Regions from separate parts of the Mus musculus genome. Here region 2 is linked to region 1. A link is a loop called in an ENCODE intact Hi-C map of the cell type or tissue named here. Cell type or tissue: left cerebral cortex. All regions are shown on one strand. Each heading gives the region's core, and the rest is flanking DNA. Links, peaks and the distances in the headings are about the cores only. Region 1 has its middle 36 kb from the start of Gm35959. Region 2 overlaps Prom1 (prominin 1).

Region 1 (10,261 bases), core at 1,482-9,481:
TAAAATTTGACACTGACATTTGCACTGCTAAAGTAGCTGTGATGACAGAAAGAAAGCAAGTATACAAACTGCAGACTATTTATTGGTTAAAAACCAATTAAAGAAGCTAGAGAAAGCATCCAAGGAGCTGAAGGGGTCTGCAACCCTATAGGTGGAACAACAATATGAACTAACCAGTACCCCGGAGCTCGTGTCTCTAGCTGCATATGTAGCATAAGATGGCCTAGTCGGCCATCATTGGGAAGAGAGGCCCCTTGGTCTTACAAACTTTATATGCCCCAATACAGGGGAATGCCAGGGCCAAGAAGCAGGAGTGGGTGGGTAGGGGAGCAGGACAGGGGGAGGGTATAGGGAACTTTCGGGATAGCATTTGAAATGTGTATAAAGAAAATATCTAATATAAAGAAAGAAAGAAAGAAAGAAAGAAAGAAAGAAAGAAAGAAAGAAAGAAAGAAAGAAAGAAAGAAAGGAAAAAAAACAATTAAAGCATAAAGTACTTGTTGGTAATAAAACAGATATCTTTGCTGTCCATATTAACATCCTTATATGTGAAGCCCAGGAGTTCAGGGCAACCAGAAGCAAGCACACAGCCATCCTGTTTCAAAGGCACAAGGCAGACAGCATCTACGCTGTGTGATGATGAGATTTTCCTTTGCCATCCTCTTGCCCCACTGCTGGGCCTACTGACTTGTGCATTTTTACTGTTGTAGTTTTGTAGGAGACTCTTGCCTATGGAAGGAGTAGCACGATTATGACGTAGTTTTGATTCCATCACTTAAAACCTTCTCTCTTGCCCCTTTGCATTTAATGTCTCCAATCTGCAATCTCAGGAATGTATAGCTCTACTTCCTCCTGGTGTAGATTAATACTGATGTTCTGCTGGGAAGGCACATGCTGTTTATTTGAATGTTTTCACGTGGTACCTGAGATTTCATTCCTGGCTTCTTTCCCTCAATGTAGTGTTTTTGAGATCCATCCATTGTGTTCCACACAGCAGAAATTTGTTCCCCAATGGTAGTCCTTGTACCAGCCAATTCGAACAACAAAGGAAACAACCAAGAGAACACTAAGGACATTACACCTTATTTACCCTGTACATTTATGTATGTATACCCATTGCAAGAAAACTGTAAGCCACAACCTGCTTACCTAACAACACAGTGGGTTGTTTCCAATAGTTGATTATTGTGTATAAAATTGCTATACATTTTCAGGCATGTAAACTTATTTTAAATTCCTTTTATTGTATCTATACTTCTTTGCTGAACAGAGAGATGGAGTGTAAATTTATGAGAAAATGCTGAGCTGCTTTTCATAGCAATATTGCTTCGTGGCTTCACCAATATGCATTATTGCAAGCCTATTTAATTTTATCCATTCTATTAGATGTAGAGTTATGCTTTATTTTGGTTATAATTGACATTTGGTGAGTTAATTGCCTGTTCATGTATCTTTATTGTGAAGTATTTAAATCTTTGGCCACATTTTAAATGTGTACTTACTATCTTGTTGTTGAGGTATAGAGTCCTTCTTGTGTTTTGAAGAAAAATACTATGCCGGCTATGTATGTTGAGATTCTTTTCAAGTTTGTAGTCTGTTTTTGGTGTGTATGTGCAGGTGTATGGCGTACCTACACGTGTGCATGTATGTTCACATATTTAGGGTCTCGTAGGTGTGTGCGTGGTTGTGTGTACACATGCATATATAAGCCAAAGGTGATGCTGGGTGTCTTCTCCATCCTCTATATTAAGGAAAAGTCTCTCACTTGAAACCAGAACTCACCCATTTGGTTAGTTTAGTCAGCCAGCTTGCTGGTGGGATCCAGTCCCTGCCTCCCTGGCTATGGAATTATACAGTTGTCTCACCCATCCAGGGCTTATGTGGTGCTGGGGATTCAAACTCTGCTTTAAAGAGCAAGTATTACATTTTGATGAAAATCCGACTAGTCCATTTTTGTTTCACAGTGTGTCTTTTTTGTGTTCTAATCTAAGAAATCTTTGACAAGCTTCAGGGCTATAAGAACCATGTTAATGCTTTCTCAGGAAAAGAAAAAAAACATTCATAGGCCTTTTAAAATAGAAAGCTTAAAAACTGTTGATGTTTTATAGTTAGTCTTGTCTTTGAGTCTCATAAAGTATGACTACTTTTATTGTATGATAGGAACTAAAAATGCAGTTAAAGTTTTCTGGGCACAGGTACTTCTGTTGCCAAATTCATTCACTAAAATGGCTATCTCGAAAATCTTGTCATTTTTTTTCCACCAAGTTAATAAGCCATATATGTTTTTTTTTTTTTAGACATGTAAATTTTTCTTTATTCTGAGGTGTTTAAATTCTTTTTTTTTTCCATTTTTTATTAGGTATTTCGCTCATTTACATTTGCAATGCTATACCAAAAGTCCCCCATAGCCACCCACCCCCTCTCCCCTACCCACCCACTCCCCTTTTATGGCCCTGGCGTTCCCCAGTACTGGGGCATATAAAGTTTGCGTGTCCAATGGGCCTCTCTTTCCAGTGATGGCCGACTAGGCCATCTTTTGATGCATATGCAGCTAGAGTCAAGAGCTCCGGGGTACTGGTTAGTTCATAATGTTGTTCCACCTATAGGGTTGCAGATCCCTTTAGCTTCTTTGGTACTTTCTCTAGCTCCTTCATTGGGGGCCATGTGATCCATCCAATAGCCGACTGTGAGCATCCACTTCTATGTTTGCTAGGCCCAGGCATACTCTGACAAGAGACAGCTATATCAGGGTCCTTTCAGCATAATCTTGCTAGTGTATGCAATGGTGTCAGCATTTGGAAGCTGATTATGGGATGGATCCCCGGATATGCTAGTGTCTACATGGTCCATCCTTTTATCTCAGCTCCAAACTTTGTCTCTGTAACTCCTTCCAAGGGTGTTTTGATCCCACTTCTAAGGAGGGGCATAGTGTTCACACTTCAGTCTTCATTTTTCTTGAGTTTCATGTGTTTAGGAAATTGTATCTTATATCTTGGGTATCTTAGGTTTTGGGCCATATATGTTTTTATCTTTGTCTAAACTCCCTACTCTCCTACCTTGATGCATTTGTCTTTGTAGCCATGTCACACTGTCTTGGTTGCAGGTAGCTTTGAAGTATGTTTAAAAATCAAATGATAAATAAATAATTATAGCCATTAGTGACAAATACTAAATACCAAAAAACTTATACAACATTGGTTGGTTTATTTTTTCATTTTTTTTGTAATTTTGTAATTTTTGGATATTTTGTGAATCTTTACATGTTCTATCTGTTGACTCTCTTGTGTTTTGTGAATCTTTACATGTTCTGTCTGTTGACTCTCTTGTGTTTTATGAATCTTTACATGTTCTGTCTGTTGACTCTCTTGTGTTTTGTGAATCTTTACAAAACTCCTGCTGGGATTCTGATTAGATAGAGCTGACATCTTCACAGCATTCCTTTATGCAGTGGGTGAATGGCATTCTTTTTAATTTGGTTTTTTACCTCTTTAATTGGTTTTTGAATGAAACAGTTTTAATTTAAGCATGGACAATTTTTAAAAAAAAATTAAACATACATCTTCCAGCAAAATAAAATAGATCCATTCCCTTAATGTAGAGTGCCAATTTGCTACCCATGACCTTAAATTTCTTAGCTACCTGGGTAAGATTCCCTTATAGCCCAAATCTTGGTTTTACACATGGAAATAATGGAATAGATCTGTAATCCCAGCACTTGGGAAATGAAGGCTGGAGGATCAGGAACTCAAGATCATCCTTGCCTACAGAAATAATTGAAGGCTGGGGCTGGAGAGGTGGCTCAGTGGTTAAGAGCATTGGCTCTACTTCCAGAGAACCTGGGTTCAATTCCCAGCACCCACATGGCAGATCATAGCTACTTGCAATTCCAGTTCTAGGGGATACAGCACCCTAACACAGACAGACAGACATGCAGGCATAACACCAATACACAGAAATACAAAGAAATAAGTTAAAAAGAGGAACTCAAGGCCAACTGGGATACATGAGACTTTATCTCAGATCTCCCTCCCCTCAAGACTAGGTTTCTTTTAGAGAGAAGCCAAAGAAGATCCGAATCTCCTTTTTTTTTTCTTTTTAAGCTTTTAAAATCTGTATTTATTAAAACAGGGTACTGACACAATGAGATGTAAGTGAGAGCTAGGCAAAATCTAAGAGAAGATGATGCATGCATAGATATTTGAATATGACAAAGGAAAAAACTCTAGACTATGAAGAAATCTTGCCTTTTAAACAAATTGTGTTAGATAAATTTAGTATCTACATTGTAAAAAAATATTGACCCCTTACCATGCTTCATAACATACTAACAGTCTTTCTGATTAAAGGAAGGAAAAATTCTCTTGATCTTAAGGTTGGCAATAGTTTCTTTCAATCTTATTATTCGCCATTACAGCTTAGAAATTTTGATCTTGAGGCTGTCAATGATTTCTTCCAAAGTTATTACTAGTCATTACAGTTTAGTAAAAATACACAATAAGATAAAGAACAAGTATCAACTAAGACATAATAAGAACAATGGGTATACAAGTCATGGCTGCAAAGACATTCCTGTATTATAAATGACATCTCAAATGACCAATAAAATATAAGGAGTTTCTTGACCTCAAAAAATATGCAATGACAAGCACTGGCTAAGATAAATAGAAATTATATACATGCATATATATATCACCATATCCTGAGGATAAAAGTACAAAGTGAAACAACCACTTTGGATAATGCTGGCTGTAGTTGATGAAGTTCAACGAATGCATTGCCTTGTACTTGAGCAATTACTATGGAATTATGTACCTGCATTCATCTAAAGTCCTATACATGGATGCTTGTCATGGCCCCATTAAGCACTTCATTCCTTGGTGTTCACTATGGGTCTGTCTTTAATAACCACAAATAAAAAATGCATGTGCCCATCAATCAAAATTTATGAATGTTGTTATATTCAGAGACTAGAATACCATCCATGAAATGTTTAAAAAACAAATGACCCACAGCAGTGTTCCTCAACAAAAGACAACTTCACAAACATGATACTGAACAAAACAAGACAGACAAACATGTCAGAATGTCATTCCATTTGTGGCGGTTTCCACTCAGAAAGTCAACATGATGTTATATAGTGTGTGAAAAGGAGATAGTTGCTACCATCTGGCTGGGAAAGAGGTTTTGAAAGAAAATTTGAGTGGATCACAAGAATAGAACTTTTAATTTCCATAGTAAATTTAGAATTCACACAAATGCCTTAAGTGAATAAAAGTTTTTTTTTAAATATTGCTAAGTATGAAGAATTAACCCTTGGGACTAAAGTAAAATTATAAATGCCCCACAGAACTGTGGGGTTCCTAGTTCTCAGGAGCAGATGGAATGCTCTGCTTGGGGTTTAGATCATGTTTATAGCAGCGCTTTTTCTTCAACTTGTGTTATTTTAAAAAAACATGTGTTTCAATAAAAGTATTTGTGAATTGCTTACTGAATTTTGATAATGACACATTTTCTTTTTTAAAAAATTTTTTAAAAATACTTTTTATTAGGTATTTTCCTCATTTACATTTCCAATGCTATCCCAAAAGTCCCTGTCTTAGTCAGGGTTTCTATTCCTGCACAAACATCATGACCAAGAAACAAGTTGGGGAGGAAAGGGTTTATTCGGCTTACACTTCCATGCTGCTGTTCATCACCAAAGGAAGTCAGGACTGGAACTCAAACAGGTCAGGAAGCAGGAACTGATGCAGAGGCCATGGAGGGATGTTCTTTACTGGCTTGCCTCCCCTGGCTTGCTCAGCCTGCTCTCTTATAGAATCCAAGACTACCAGCCCAGAGATGGCACCACCCACAAGGGGCCTTTCCCCCTTGATCACTAATTGAGAAAATGCCTTACAGTTGGATCTCATGGAGGCATTTCCTCAACTGAAGCTCCTTTCTCTGTGATATCTCCAGCTGTGTCAAGTTGACACAAAACTAGCCAGTACAGTCCCCCATACCCTCCTACTCACGCCCCAACCCACCCATTCCCACTTTTTGGCCCTGGCATTCCCCTGTACTGGGGCATATAAAGTTTGCATGTCCAATGGGCCTCTCTTTCCAGTGATGGCCGACTAGGCCATCTTTTGATACATATGCAGCTAGAGTCAAGAGCTCCGGGGTACTGGTTAGTTCATAATGTTGATCCACCTATAGGGTTGCAGATCCCTTTAGCTCCTTGGCTACTTTCTCTAGCTCCTCCATTGGGAGCCCTGTGATCCATCGAATCTCCTTTCATTGTTGGGTTTTCACAGTTGCTCTTGGAGCTTCTGACAGCAGAGATGGCCTGTCTCCTTATATGCTGTTACGTGCTGCCATCTAGTGAGAGTTGTGTCTGAATTTTACTAAAATCTATGAGTCCTTCAAATAAAGTAATAGTTTAGGGTAAAAACACAGATATATTTAAGATTTTTCTGGGCAACAGAAGATATAAAGCCTATAGTATATGGGTTTTTTAAAAGTGCTATTAGCATATAGAAAGCTCTGTTTTTAGATTTTTAGAAAATTTGGGTACATGTTAAGTTTTGAAGATATTGCCTCCTTATATATAGCTTGCTCTGCTGTGAAACTTGTTATCATTCTTTTCATTCTCAGAAGAGGCGGACATTTAGAAAAACAGGGGATGTTTTCTGGAAAAACAGCCATCATTTATACTTCTCCCCCTCTCCAGTATTTACTGCCACTTATGTCATCCCTGGCCCCCACATCCCTCCATCTCTGTCTGCCTAATTGTGGAGGTCTATTTAATTTCTCAGCAATGTCTTTAGGGTTTGAAATTTCCACTCATGAAAAGGAGAGTCACAAGCAGGTCATGGATTCCTGGATTTACTCATCTAGGCATGACCTGAGAATTAAAAAAGATATACTTTCTTCACATCATAGAACACACACACACACACACACACACACACACACACCACACACCTACATACTACACACACATACACACACACACACACACCACACACCTACACACTACACACACATATACACACACACACCACACACACATACACACACTACACACACACACACACCACACCTACACACTACACACACATACACACACACACACACCACACACACACACACACACACACACACACACACACACACACACACACCTAGCCAGGCCTTGTGGTGTTCTCTGTTTCTGAGCTGAGATTAAGCTGCGTGGCTGTAGAGGCTCCAGGCACTAGGCTATGTCCTTATCCTGGTTGGGAGAGCTTGAGAAGGATGAACTGGGATGGGAAAGAAATGCAATTCACCAAGACAAAGATGCAGTGGATGTGATCTCTCAGGAGCACCTAGCGTGGTCCATAGCTATGAAGACATGTCCATCAACATAGCCTTGTCAGGGAGATCAGGCGATGTCTTTGGCCAGGGTGCTCAGGCAAGGAAAGACAAGATTAAAATTATAGGTCAGCATCTACCCTTTCTCTCTTGACATAAATGGAGATGCCCAACTCATGGGCCCCACAGCCTAGCCATCCACCAGGACTCTAGAAACAAATGACTTTCCATGCAAGCCTTCATTAGCAACTTTTCACACTGTGACAGCAAAATATGATTAAAGAAAGTTAAGGAAGGGAGGAAGGAAGGAAGGAAGGAAGGAAGGAAGGAAGGAAGGAAGGAAGGAAGGAAGGTCTTACTTTAGCTTACTGTTTTGGGGATCATTCCACTGTGTCTGGGAAGACATAGTGGCAGGAGCTAGAGGCTGACTGGTCACACTGCATCTGCACCATATGAACTGGAATTACGATTGTGCTGTAAGACCTTAAGGCTTCCCCGCCAGTGACCCATTTCTCCTAAAGGTTCCAGAACTTTCTCAGTGTTCTCAGCTGGAGGACAAGTGTCCAAACATGAGACCCTACAGAGGATATTCAACCTTCACATTACAACTAAGGCTGCAAGCCATAACCGTGACAGCAATGTTCTTATCAGCTTAATTGTTACAGTTAGAGATTCATTATTAATATCAGTCAAATATTAGCTTTTTATAGCAATGCAAGCAATGTTGGGAGTGAAAGAAGTCACTATATAAAATAAATAAGAAACTAAAATAGCTCTGGATTTGTACTGGTATCTAGTACTTGTATCTTACACAATGTGTAAGCAAACACTTAAAGAATTTCAAGGAGACATTGAAACATTTTCTTCAATGATGGTAAAATTTAACTAACTTTTAAAATTTGTGATGAAGTGCATATTCCAGAGAAATTAGAAAATGTGCTTTTAGCATGATATTTTTATTATCTGAGGATTTTATACAACATATTTGGTCATATTTATTTGGTCATTATCTCTTACCTCCCTCTTCTCCTTTACTCCCTCTGCACACACTCTCTTCTTTATTTTTAGAACTTATAATACAATCAAATAAGCATAATGGAACTCTGATTTACTCAGAGAATGAAGAGACAGTGACCACAGAACAGGTCTGACCAACAATCTGAAAGGAGACACACCACAGACCAAGCTGTCTGGCAAACTAATTTGGAAATGCTAAAAAAATAGAATGCCCACACTTTCACAAAATTTAAGAAATTTACAGTTTTGATTACTAGTGTGTATCCCAAGAAGAAACGGAAATAAAATTTCTGAAGTGTCAAGCTGAGTAACACTACAAAATAATTGCTAATAGACTTCAGCTATCAGAGTCCTTTTAAATTCACGATCTTCATACAAAAACATCTAAAACTCCCAAACCAGAACAACACACCCGGCATTGTCTACGGGGTTAGGAAAACAATGGTAGAATAAGCTTAACATAAGAGAAGGCAGTGACAGAAGGCAGAAACAACTAAAGAGGAAACAAAAGGAAACAAACACTAAAGCTAGCCTTGGTGAAGACCAATGAAAGCTTCTAGCAATGGTTATTAGTATTAGTAATAATGGCAAATGAGAAATAGCAGCAGCAGGATGAGAGGAATCCCAGCAGCAGAGATGAAAGACACTATCTAAAGATATCACGAAGCATTCTATGCCCCTAAATTTGGAAGTAATTTGCCAAGTTTGCATAAATATATAGAGAACGAAAGGATTTATGAGAACAGAAAAATCTAAAAAGTCCTATTAACATTAAAGAAATGGAATCGCAGAATGCTGGTTGGTGTGTAGCAATTTCCTCCTAGCGGAAACCTTCCATCCTAGAAGGAGACTCTTAAAACTTAAGAAGGGAGGCGCATCAGAAACAGCCCCCATTCACCAGATAGCCAGGGTGGTTTCCATGTTTCCGGCTAAAGCTGGAGCTGGCTTCCAATCCTTAGGGGGAATGCCTGGGTTCGGGCTATTCTATGGATAGCCAATGAAGTGAGTGGTTCTGAAGTCAGAGAACAGGGGATTGGTTGGAGAGAACAGGGGATTGGTTGGAGAGAACAGGGGATTGGTTGGAGAGAACAGGGGATTGGTTGGAGAGATGCTGAGTGGATGGATGAAAGGAGCTCACAAAAACTTGGCTTTAAAAAGGATGGGGAGAGTCAGTACAGAAATGGGCTAGCCGTGTGTACATACACACCAGGGATTCTTCAAAAAATTCCAGGCTGTGCTCCCGAGGCAGTCAACTCCTATGGGAGGTTGAATCTGAGTGGCCTGTTTGTCCTGAGGCTGCTCAGAGGCTGAGGAGGCCGGCTCTGGTGGAAGGAGCTCCAGGAAGTTCTACCTAGAAGGGTGAAATAGCAGAGAGTTGGCAGTGGCTTGGATGAGCCACGAGTCTCCTTCGGGTGTGGCAGAAAGGGGAGGGGTGGGTATGAGCAGGGAAAAGGAAGGAAGGAGAAGGAAATTGACTTGCACCGGCTAAAGCAGACCAAGAAGTAAGTGGTGATGGAAATTCAAGCTGGGGGAAGGGAGGAGAATGAGGAAGGAGGTGGCACTTAAAGAGAAAATGACTCTGCTCTCAAGACCTAAATTGTATCTTTATATAATTTGGTTCCCGGCATTTTCTTTCTTTCTTTTTTTTTTTTAAGGAAGATTTATTTTTTTATTCATGTATTTTTACGTAAATGAGTGCTCTGTCTTCATACACACCAGAAGAGGGCATCAGATCCCATTACAGATGGTTGCAAGTCACCATATGGTTGCTAAGAATTGAACTCAAGGGCCCAGCACTCAGGAGGCAGAGGCAGGTGGATCTCTGTGAGTTCAAGAACAGCCTGGTCTACAAAGAGGGTTTCAGGACAACCAGGGACCTCTGGAAGAGCAGTCAAGTGCTCTTAACCACTGG
Region 2 (10,261 bases), core at 1,364-9,363, 210 kb before region 1:
GCTAGAAATGTCCTGGTTCTCTTGCTGAGGGTTGTATTTTCCTCAGGGAAATTCTTGAATATGTACTTATGAAGAAAATACTTTTCTCTACATAAAATACACATCATAAGGGATTCCAAACGCCTTCACATAGTCACCTTGCAGGAAAGACTAGCCTATGTGGAAATTAAAACCTTCTTCCTCACTTATCTCAAAAGACTGAATTTAAGGGTACTAAAAGCGCTTGTGCTCATTAGCCACTATCAATCTCTTGGTTTGAGTTATACAAATTGGTTCATTTGTTGAGGGCCTCTGAACCTTAGAATTTTATCGGCTGCAGGAGTAAAGGCTCAGCCAGGCATGGTAGCACACACCCATTATCCCGACACTTGGAAGAGCAAAGTGAGAAGACCTCAGAGCTCCGGACTAACCTGAGCTGCACAAAGAGACCTTGTCTCAAAATTAAAACAAACCCCTCAAGGCAGGGGAGCTAAAACCCAAACTACTTTTCAATCTGACCACTAGAGGGCAGCAAGGAATTAATAAATAGCACAACCCGTTTTACCCACAGACAGAAAAGACCAAAACTGTTATTTTTGTATCCAGTGTACAATGTGCATATGCTTTAAGAACAGGTTAGCAAGTACCAAATAAATCCTGGGGAAACAACATGGAACAGCCTATCAAGTTACCAAGCAATCTCCGTACCAGTGGGATAACAGGCATCCTGCCTTTTTGCATTGAAAAAATCCCATGTCACCAAAAACAAAACAACAACAAAAAAACCCAAACAAACAAACAAATGAACAACAACAACAACAAAATCCAAGTCCCAGGACATATATTCACTCTGTTTAAGAGTACTGCTCCATGGGGCTGGAGAGATGGCTCAACAGGAAGAAAGTTTTCACAACTGTTCTTCCAGAGAACCCAAGTTTAGTTCATAGCACCTGAGGGGCTGCTTACAACCAACTGTATTGCCAGCTTTGGGGCAGCCAATGCCTCTGGCTTTCAAGGGCATCCACATTCCAGTGCTCATATCCCCCCCTCCCCCCCAGACACATACACACATGGACACATAATCACAGATACACACATATAAACAAATAATCACACATAGCCACAGACACAGACACATAGTAAAAAAAAAAAAAATTCTAAACAAATAAAAAGTACTGTTGCATCTGGAGGAGTGCTTAGTTCGTATGTGGTTTCTCGTTCTTAAAACTTGTCTTCCTGTGACAATAATACACAGTTCCTCTCGGGCTGCCAGTGACACTAACATGCCTATGTGGCACATGACATTGAACAGTACTTAACTCAGCCTAGTGAGCTATGGTGGAATTAGGAGAGCCAGAACATGTGACTTGGACCTGGTTCCTCATCCCCACTCCGCCTCCCACCACCTCCCCACTCCCCATCCCCCCACTTCACCCCCCAGCCCCCAGCCCCACTAACTCCGTGAAGACCTTTCTTTCTATCTGAGCTTCAGCCAGCTTGGAGCCAGGGCAGCTTGGAGCTGATATTATAAACCAGCTGGAATCCACCCTAGGATGTATAAACACTGCTCATATTGCAAAGGAGAAGGGCTTGGGGGATGTCCACAAATTCCCTGGGAACTTGTTTATTCTAAAGCTTGAGTCCCATCTTAGTGCAACCTCAGAAAATGAAGACAAAACGTCCTGTACCCTTTGAACTGCCATATGACCCACTACTCTCTGTCCTACACTTATGAAGCAGACAGTGTACCTCAGTTATATTCATTACTGGTGAGCAAGACACCCTAATCCTAAGCTAGGTTAGTGACTCGATGATTTTAGAGTTATGTGCAAGGCACACATGCACACACACACACACACACACACAAACAAGAACTGAAACCTGGTAATATACCAGGGTCTTTATTTAACTAAGCCAGGTTCAAATATTTGGGTTGTGACAAGTTAGAATCACCCCTAAGTAGAGCTGGTATCCACCCTGGGGAATCAGACTTTCTCTCCCTGCATGCTACAAATGATCTCAGTCATTCCTTCTACCAAGCAACAGACCCATTTGGTCATGGAATAAGTCAAAGTGGACCAGGAAGTTCACCACTTCCTATTGACCTTTTCCTGTCCATCCCCATGAAAGGAGCTCCGCCACAGGAATCTGTGATGTCGTGTGTCGCAATGCCTGCCGAGGTTTACTCTTAGTTATACCTAAGTTCAATGCCCCTAAAAGGAGGTCGTAACCTCCTCCCCGTCAACTTTGCCTTATGTGGCCTGTCCTCATTCCTGAACGCTTGAAGGTTTGTTCTAAACTTGATCTGCTGACACTTGCTGTGTGCTCAGCGTAGATGTCAGAAACTGCCCTTGTCCTTTATTCTATATGACTTTACTCACAAGAAAGTCACTCAGATCAACGAACTGCCGTACAACCTTTCAGAAAATATCCTTTCCAAACCTTTCAACTGTCAAGAACGCAGTTCTAGAAAGCCCGGCTAGAGACGATCAAAATCATGCTATCAATAACTTTAACAACAACAACAACAACAACAACAACAAAGTCTGTGCTAAACAGAGTTCTGCAAATGATCTCAACAACTTTCCAAGCAAATTTCCAGTGTAAATGTTTATGTTTGGGTTAAAAAAATGACAACTCCAAGGGCTGGGAAGACTGCTTGGCAGTTAGCAAGGATGCCTTTCCAGAGGACCCAGGTTCAAATCCCAACACCCACATGGTCACTCTGTGATTCCAGTTCCTGAGGATATGGCCTTTGCAGGCATCAGGCATGCACAAAATGCAGACACATGAATATAAAACACCCAACGGTGAGAACAACAACAACAACAATGTTTAAAATAACAAGTTCAAAAGCCCTCATGGTCAGAAAGAAAGAGAGGAAACAGGGTGGCCTGAGACCTGGAAGATGGCAGGTGGCTGGCAGAACATTTTCTCTGTAGTTCTCCAAAGTAACGCCGCAAAGGAACTTCCCAGCAAACACCTGTAAACTGAGTTCTTACATAAACCTCCCAATGAGCAAATACTAGCAACTGATAAAGACTTTACTGTGTTGACCAATGCTAGTTTCTAGTTATGAGCTCTAACTTAAACCTTTCATTTAAACTAAATAGAGAATGAATGCCTCTATTTGCCATCGAGCTAGACACTCGCTGTTATTCATTGTACTTTAAAGCAAATATTAGAGCCACATAAATTATTTTTTCTTCATTGTAACAGATACCAGTCAATGCCTAGGGCATGAAGACACTGAGAAAAGAATGACCCAAGGCAAACAAGCCATAAAACATCAATGCATGCCCCGTCAGTGGAACCAGATGTAACTCTCCTTAAACTACCAAATAGGTGCTTTGGTGAGGTAGAGTAAAATGTCTTCAGATTCTGCGCAGAAGACAGGAACTTTTATTCCTAGGATAAATGGCATTATGAATTGTTTGTATACTGTGGAAAATAATCTCACACACTTACAAATATAGACTTAAGAGCTTTTAAAGAGGGAGGGGGAGGGCAGATGTGGGATGGGGTGGTGGTGGAAGTGGGATATCATTTGAGATGTAAACAAATGGAATGATTAATAATAATATATAAATAAATTTATAAAAGAAAATATATGTATATACAAACACATATATGCATGTAACAACAAGTAATGAAAAAAAAGGTATGAATTTGAAAGAGAGAAAGAAGGGGTAAATGAGAGGGTTTAGAGGGAAGAAAGGTGAGAAGTAAGATTATGTCAAAAATTAAAAAAAATTTTTTTAAATAAAAAAAAGAGCTTTATAGGCCAAATCTTTAGAAAATGAAGCAATTTTTTCCCCGTCTACAGCCTTCATGAAATTGGCCAGTGAAAAGCCAAACAGATGCTTTTAGCGAGCAGTCACGGAGCTCTTCCTTCTTAAAAGTTACTTATTGAAATTTTAAACAGCCAGATCTCTTGTTCCCATTAACAAAGACTCAAGATACTCTGGCGGGATACATTCTGATCTGTTTTCTTGAGATGCTCTGCCCTCCAAACCAGGGGGTGGTCCGCACATCCTATGCTTAGATAAATGTAGAAGCTTTAGTTCTCCAGGGTAATTGTTACCAAAGCTGACTTCCGATGCTCTCCAGAAACTTCCCAAAACTCAAGGCATGGATGGGTTTAGGCTATTCTTTTCTTTCTAGATTCATCTTTACCTTTATTTGCGTGCATGGTTGTGTGTCTGTGTATGGGTGCATGCAATTGAGTCCAGTGCTCACAGAGTCCGGGAAAGAGTGTTGGGTCCCTGGGGCTAGAGTTACAAGTGGTTGGGAGCTGCCCAGGGAGTGCTTGGACTGCACTTGTGTCCCCTGCAAGAGCAGCAAGCCCTCTAAAACACTAAGCTGTCTTCTCAGCCTTCTTTTCTCTTACATAGCCTTTGGGACACTGACAAATGTAGTTGTTGACAAGTGTGAAGACAAGTTCTTTTTTTTTTTTTTTCTTTCTGAGGAAGTTACATCTGCTGACCCAGCCAAAGGAGTGGGAATGCAATCCTCTGCAGACAGACAGAAGGCAGAACCATGTGGCCAGGTCCCAAGGTTCTCTCTCACATTCTAGAGCTGCCTTTAGGGAAAGCTCAAAGGCAGCGTGACCTCCTAACCTCCTGATTTGAGCCTAGTTCTTAAAGTCTAGGGTATGTAGATGAAAAACATACAAGTCAAATCTGTGGGCGAAGGAAACCCGCATCTCCAGCTTCCTGGAAACACTAGGGAACCCCTGTAGAGTCTGAAGGGTCTTTAGGCTATAACTCGCATTCCTTTGCTAACTTGCCCTCCCCCTTCCCATACTGCCCTGCTGAGTCTAGTCATTCCTGAGAAGGCTTCAAAGGGAAGTAGGGAGAGAGACAGACACTTCAGGAATTACCAGGGAAAGAAGAGATTTGAATTGTTTGCGACAGACAGAGCAGAAAGGTCAGAGATGGAGAACATATGTCCACACTTTGAGTTCAAGTGAGAAAGGAACGAATAAGCAGAAGTGCAGGAAGTTAAGGGCACACGAATCCGGGTCCTGTGTGTGCACATACTAACTAATACTTGGTTAATACTAACTAATACTTGGTTAATGTTTATACTTCTATTATTTTCAGGTAAGCCCTGTCTTTGATCCAGCTGTCACTTCTCTGGGACAAGAGGCACTGAATTGCTTTTGTTGGTGATGGGGAGTCTTTGTTGGTCACGTTTATATCAATACAATAGGTAACCCAGGCCTGCACTAGTAACTCAGGGGTCAAGCAGCTGAGCACCGTCCAGCTCCCCAGAGACCTTCACTTTCTTTACCAGGGACAGCCATTGGCTTCGTCAGTCACTGCACATAATTTTTTTTTTTGGTCAAATATTAAAAGGTGTTTTTCCAAGTGTGGTGGCACATGCCTTTGATCCCAGCACTTTGGAGGCAGAGGCAGGTGGATTTCTGTGAGTTTGAGACCAGCCTGTTCTACAGAGTGAGTTGCAGAATAGCCAGGCTATGTAGAGAAACACTGTCTCAAAGGCAAACAAATGAACAAAGTGTGCTCCCTTTATTGCTTTATCAGATCTGCACATTTCTTTTTCTTGTCATCTTTCTTGGAGGTAGCTCTAGATCGGTGGAATCTTTGGTAGGTATATCTATAAGCCATGCGTCCTGGTCAAGCCTTTAATAATGACCCCCCACTTAAGCACTTCCTCTGGGTTTGGACCCAGAACTTCAATTGTAGGACTTAACTTTGCTTTGTGCTTAAAGTCCCAATTAGTATGGTTAGACTTAAACCATCTTGCAGCTGCTGAGCCAGTGTGGTGGTTTCAGAAAGCAGAGTAGAGGGCTCACCGCTGAGCCTTGTCGTGACTGTAGCCATCAGGTTCAGCACTGTGCACATGACACTTCATTTCTTTTAGTGTAGGAAATGCTCACTGAGGTCAGGCAAGATGGCTCAGTGGGTAAAGGGACTTACTGCCAAGCTTAATGATCAGAGTTCAATCCCCAGATCAGGCATGATGAAGTTAGAGAAGAGACCCTTTCAGGAGTTGCCCCCTGACCTCACTATGTATGCACTCTGTATGTATCTATGTATCCTACCCAACCCTTGGGAGCAAGCACATTTGCCACACACACAATAAATTAAAATAATTATAAAAAAATCTAAAAAGGCATAAGCATAGGAGAGCTGTGTCACAATAAGGGGGGCTCTTGGGGGACAGTCTTCAGCTGGGAAATAGATGTAGCTCCTACAAAACAGCACCGTCTTACAGGCATGCATGTTTCTGATCTGCCATCAGCTGGAAACTTTTATCAACAGCGGGAATTACACATGAATATCCTTGGCTTATGAAGGAATTCTCTAGACTTCACAAGCCGGGGCAAATGGCACACTCAAGAAGAGCAGGTATCAAAATGACTAGGAAGTTCTTTATGTTCAACAATCTTTACAAATTCACAGAGGTCATGGATTCAACTAGCGAACAGAGGCTCTCCTTCCTGCTTCTGCTCAAGCTGTGAGCCTCCACAGAGGTGTCAGAGGAAGGAGGTAAACGCTTTCAGCCATTAAGTTTGCCTGGGGATGGAGACCTGGCTCAGTGGGTAAAAGGGCTTGCCACATAAGCGGAAAGACTTGAACTCAAATCCTAGGACCTTTGTGGCAAACATCTGTAACCTCAGCATGCCTACTGGGCATGGGAGGAGAGGACAAGAGAATCCCTGGAAGCTTGAAGCAGCTAACCTAGAGTTCTCTCAGGGAAAAAAAAACCCAAAGAGGCCTTGCCTTAAGAAACGGGGAAGATGAGGAGTTACTGCCAAGGTTGTCCTGTGACCTCATAGAAGCCATGGCATATGCATACCTGAATTCACACATTCCTGTGTTCCTGGGGGGGGGGGGGGGGCGCATGCACGCGCGCACACACACACACACACACACACACACACACATACACACAACTTATCAGGACATCTACAAGAGGAAAAACTGCCAAAAGGACCTCTCAGGGAGTAAGACAGGACAACTTCCAGACTATGCTATTATTTAGTTGACAGTGGCACCCTTGTGAGTCACTTCCACTGTCCCTTTCTGTTTTGTTTCACTTTAGCTGGGTGTGCTGGGGCATGCCTCTTATCCCAGGACTTGGAAATCAAAATAGGCACACTATTAGATGGCACACTATTAGATGTTCAGGTCCAGCCAGGACTTTTGCAGTCCTTACTAAGTTCAAGGTCAACCGATACTCTATAGTGGGATACTGTCTCCAAAAAAAAAGAGGCTGGGTGTAGTGATACATGCCTTTAATTCCAACACTTTGGGAGGCAGATACAGCTGGATCTCTGCGAGTTCAAGACCAGACTGGTGTGTGTGTGTGTATATATATATATGTGTGTGTGTGTGTGTGTGTGTGTGTGTGTGTGTGTGTGTGTATGTATATAGTGAGTTCCAGGATAGCCAAGTCTACATTGTGAACTCTGGACAGAAGAAAAATGAAAGAAGAAGAAAGATGCAGGAGGAGGGAGGAAAAAAGAAGAAAGACAAAAGAAGAAAGGAGAGGAGGAGGAGGAAGAAATAAAACAAACTCATGGATAAAAGCAGACATCCCCCAATCTCCCTGCAACACCCTAATGGCAGCTGCCTGCGGTTGGAGACTTGACTTGCCTCATGAGCAGACAAATCACCAGGAGGGAGAGGCCCAAGCACTTCCTCCTGCATGGCGCATTCTGCTTCTGCCGCTGGTGCATCTCTCCGCCGCATTTGTTGCAGCAACGGCACATACAAAAGAAGCAGCCCACCAGAGGCATGAGGATAATGAACAGCAGTCCCAGGATGGCGCAGATAAGGACTCCGATCTCATAGAGGGCAATCTGCAACGCAAAGGAAAAGCACAGCATATGTCACGTCACACAAAACAGGAAGAAGATTCCACAGGTGGTAGCTATTGTGAGGACCCCAGTATGCACTCAGTTAAGGACTTTTCCATTTAGAAACTCTCTGTTGAAGAAAGTAGAGTCCTGAATTACCAGAATGCTGGCCAAGAGTTTCATATTCCTTTCAATTACCTGGAAGTTACCCTAAGAGCAAGGTCAAGTGGGAAATGGTTTACTTTCAATTCCAAGGGCATTTTGTTTTCCAGATGGCTTAAAAAAAAAAAAAAAAGCTCTGCATAGAGAGTCGTACATACACAGGGTGCTTTACACCAGGGAGACAGAACAGAACAAGTAGAGATTAGGAAAGATTTGAACCATGTTGGATGGGATTGATTAGTGACAAACTCCATGTTTCTAAAAGTATCTCAATGTTGAACAAAGTATAGACATTCTGAGTGACTCAAGCACAAGGCCTTTACCTTTTCCACACAGACACTGGGAATAACAGTATGGCTCTCATCAGGTCATTGTGAGAAGGAGAGATAACGAATGCTTAAAGAGGGAGCACCTAGGCAATCACCAGGCAAGTGAAGCTTTCTCTGCCGTCCAAGAGGCAGACCTGGTGACTACGGGGGCTTGGCATTGGCAGCCGGTGTCCACACTGGTCCTGAGCTCCCAGGATCCAGCCCAACTCCCACATACAATCATTAGATAGACCTTAACTCTTTTCACTCTCCCTGCTAGCTTGGTCCTGGATCAATCAATGCCCTGGAGGATGAAATAACCTTTCATTCCAGTCTGTGCACAGAGTGACTTGCATTTCTCTTGTTTGGATGCTCACTCCCTGATGCTTTCTTTTGTTTTTGAGACAAACTTCCCTGAATCCCAGGCTGGTCTCAGTAGTAAAAAATGATCCCCTTGCCTCCACCTCTTGGATGCTTCAATCACGGGATGTGTGTCTCCATGCCTAGCTTATGTGGTACTGAGGATGGAACTCAGAAATTCGTGAAAGCTAAGCAAGTACTCTACCAACTAGAATGGCAGAAAACTCACAGGATGGCATTTGATGATTCGTGAACAAACAAGATAGCAGTGTAGGAGGTAGGTGCTAAAATGAAGGGTCGGACAAGATATGAGCCTTGCTCCTTTAGGTGTGCACTGAGACCTGACCTCACATCCAATTTCCTGTTTAGCCAACTCACTTTATCTTTTCATAGTTGAATGATGTCTGGTTTTTTTTTTCTCATTACTATGAGTGAGGCAATCAAAAAAAGTACTCAAGGCCTCCACTCCCTGGAGCCTGTCTACAGTGGAATATGGCAGTGACAAAATCAGCTGAAGAAAAGAGTGAATTCTGTCCCTGAAATCTGCAGAGCTAAAAAGCATCTCCTGACACAGGGATGTGATTGTGTGTGTGCCCTCTGGCCACCTGTCATCATTAGCAGCCACCCACCAGTGTGTGATCCCCTACCCTATTATCTCTGTCATCACTCCTGAATGTCCACCAGAATGAACTTGGTGGCAATCCTGCCATCCTCCCAGCTAGCTGGCTCTCCTCAGCTGCCTGCCTTGCAAGGTACCTGTCTCTTGGTTTAAATGGCCTGATGTACAGACAGCAGCCCTACTGGGTGGACAACCCTGCTAGAGGTGATGATGCCTTGGCAGAGAACACTAAAACTGAAATCAGCTACATCCTTCTAGGAGAGCCTAGTTCCCACTAGGAAAATAGCCATTAATATGATGAGCTTCATAGGCATCAGGGATGAGCTGTCATGGCATCAGGGATGAACTGTTCAAAGCAAAAGCAACTGCTTAGAGTCAATGATCAATTGATAGCAATTAGCTATAGACAATTGCTCATGTATGAATCAGGGTGCAGCTGACACTTGGATACTCTTCATTTCAATATTAAAGTTAAAATGCTAAAAAAAAGGCTAAGTTCATCAGTGTGTGTGTGTGTGTGTGTGTGTGTGTGTGTGTGTGTAGCCTCTTTCTCCTATCCATGAACACCTGCTATTTACTGACTCTTTAGCACTTCCTTGAGAAGTAATATCATTGGCCAACTAAGAAACCAACCCATACACTCTAAATTCTCACATACTTACAGATTTGCTCCCATTTCTCAGCAAACAAAATTATTTAATAATTTAAAGGAGTTTTAAATATTTTCAGAACCACAGGAAGCAATAAACTCAAATCCAGAAAAGAAGATGTATTAAAATGTTTATAGTGCATCAGTTTTAGCTTCAACAACAACAAGAGTTTATAAGTTCTATACAACCTTCCCAATTTTATCAATTAGGTATCAGTCAGGGTCATGAATGAGGTTGTATGATTTCCTTCCTCTTTCTCCTACCCTGCCCTAGAGCAGAACTGATCTTAGGGCCTCACACACCACAGAGATGATACAGACAAAACAAACTGAAACACCATCACAGTGGAATC

Evidence for each region. Peaks named below come from ENCODE experiments on the same cell type or tissue, not always from the same donor. Only the 100,000 strongest peaks of a DNase experiment are listed, where the experiment ranks them.
Region 2: a loop joins it to region 1, with 6 times the contacts of the local background. A loop is called at or near these places in 24 of 42 quality-filtered maps.

The regions. Positions count from the first base shown.
Region 1 is chr5:44,262,384-44,272,644 of GRCm38, forward strand. No RefSeq gene overlaps it. Among named protein-coding and RNA genes, the nearest start is that of Gm35959, 36 kb to the left of the region's middle. In left cerebral cortex, for the core only: a CTCF peak has its summit at 6,368 (motif pointing left); a DNase peak (open chromatin) is centred at 6,331.
Region 2 is chr5:44,048,271-44,058,531 of GRCm38, forward strand. Prom1 (prominin 1) reads right to left here. Exons shown (of 28, transcript NM_001163577.1): 5 at 7,608-7,813. Among named protein-coding and RNA genes, the nearest start is that of Prom1, 48 kb to the right of the region's middle. In left cerebral cortex, for the core only: no CTCF peak of the experiment used is centred there; a DNase peak (open chromatin) is centred at 4,442.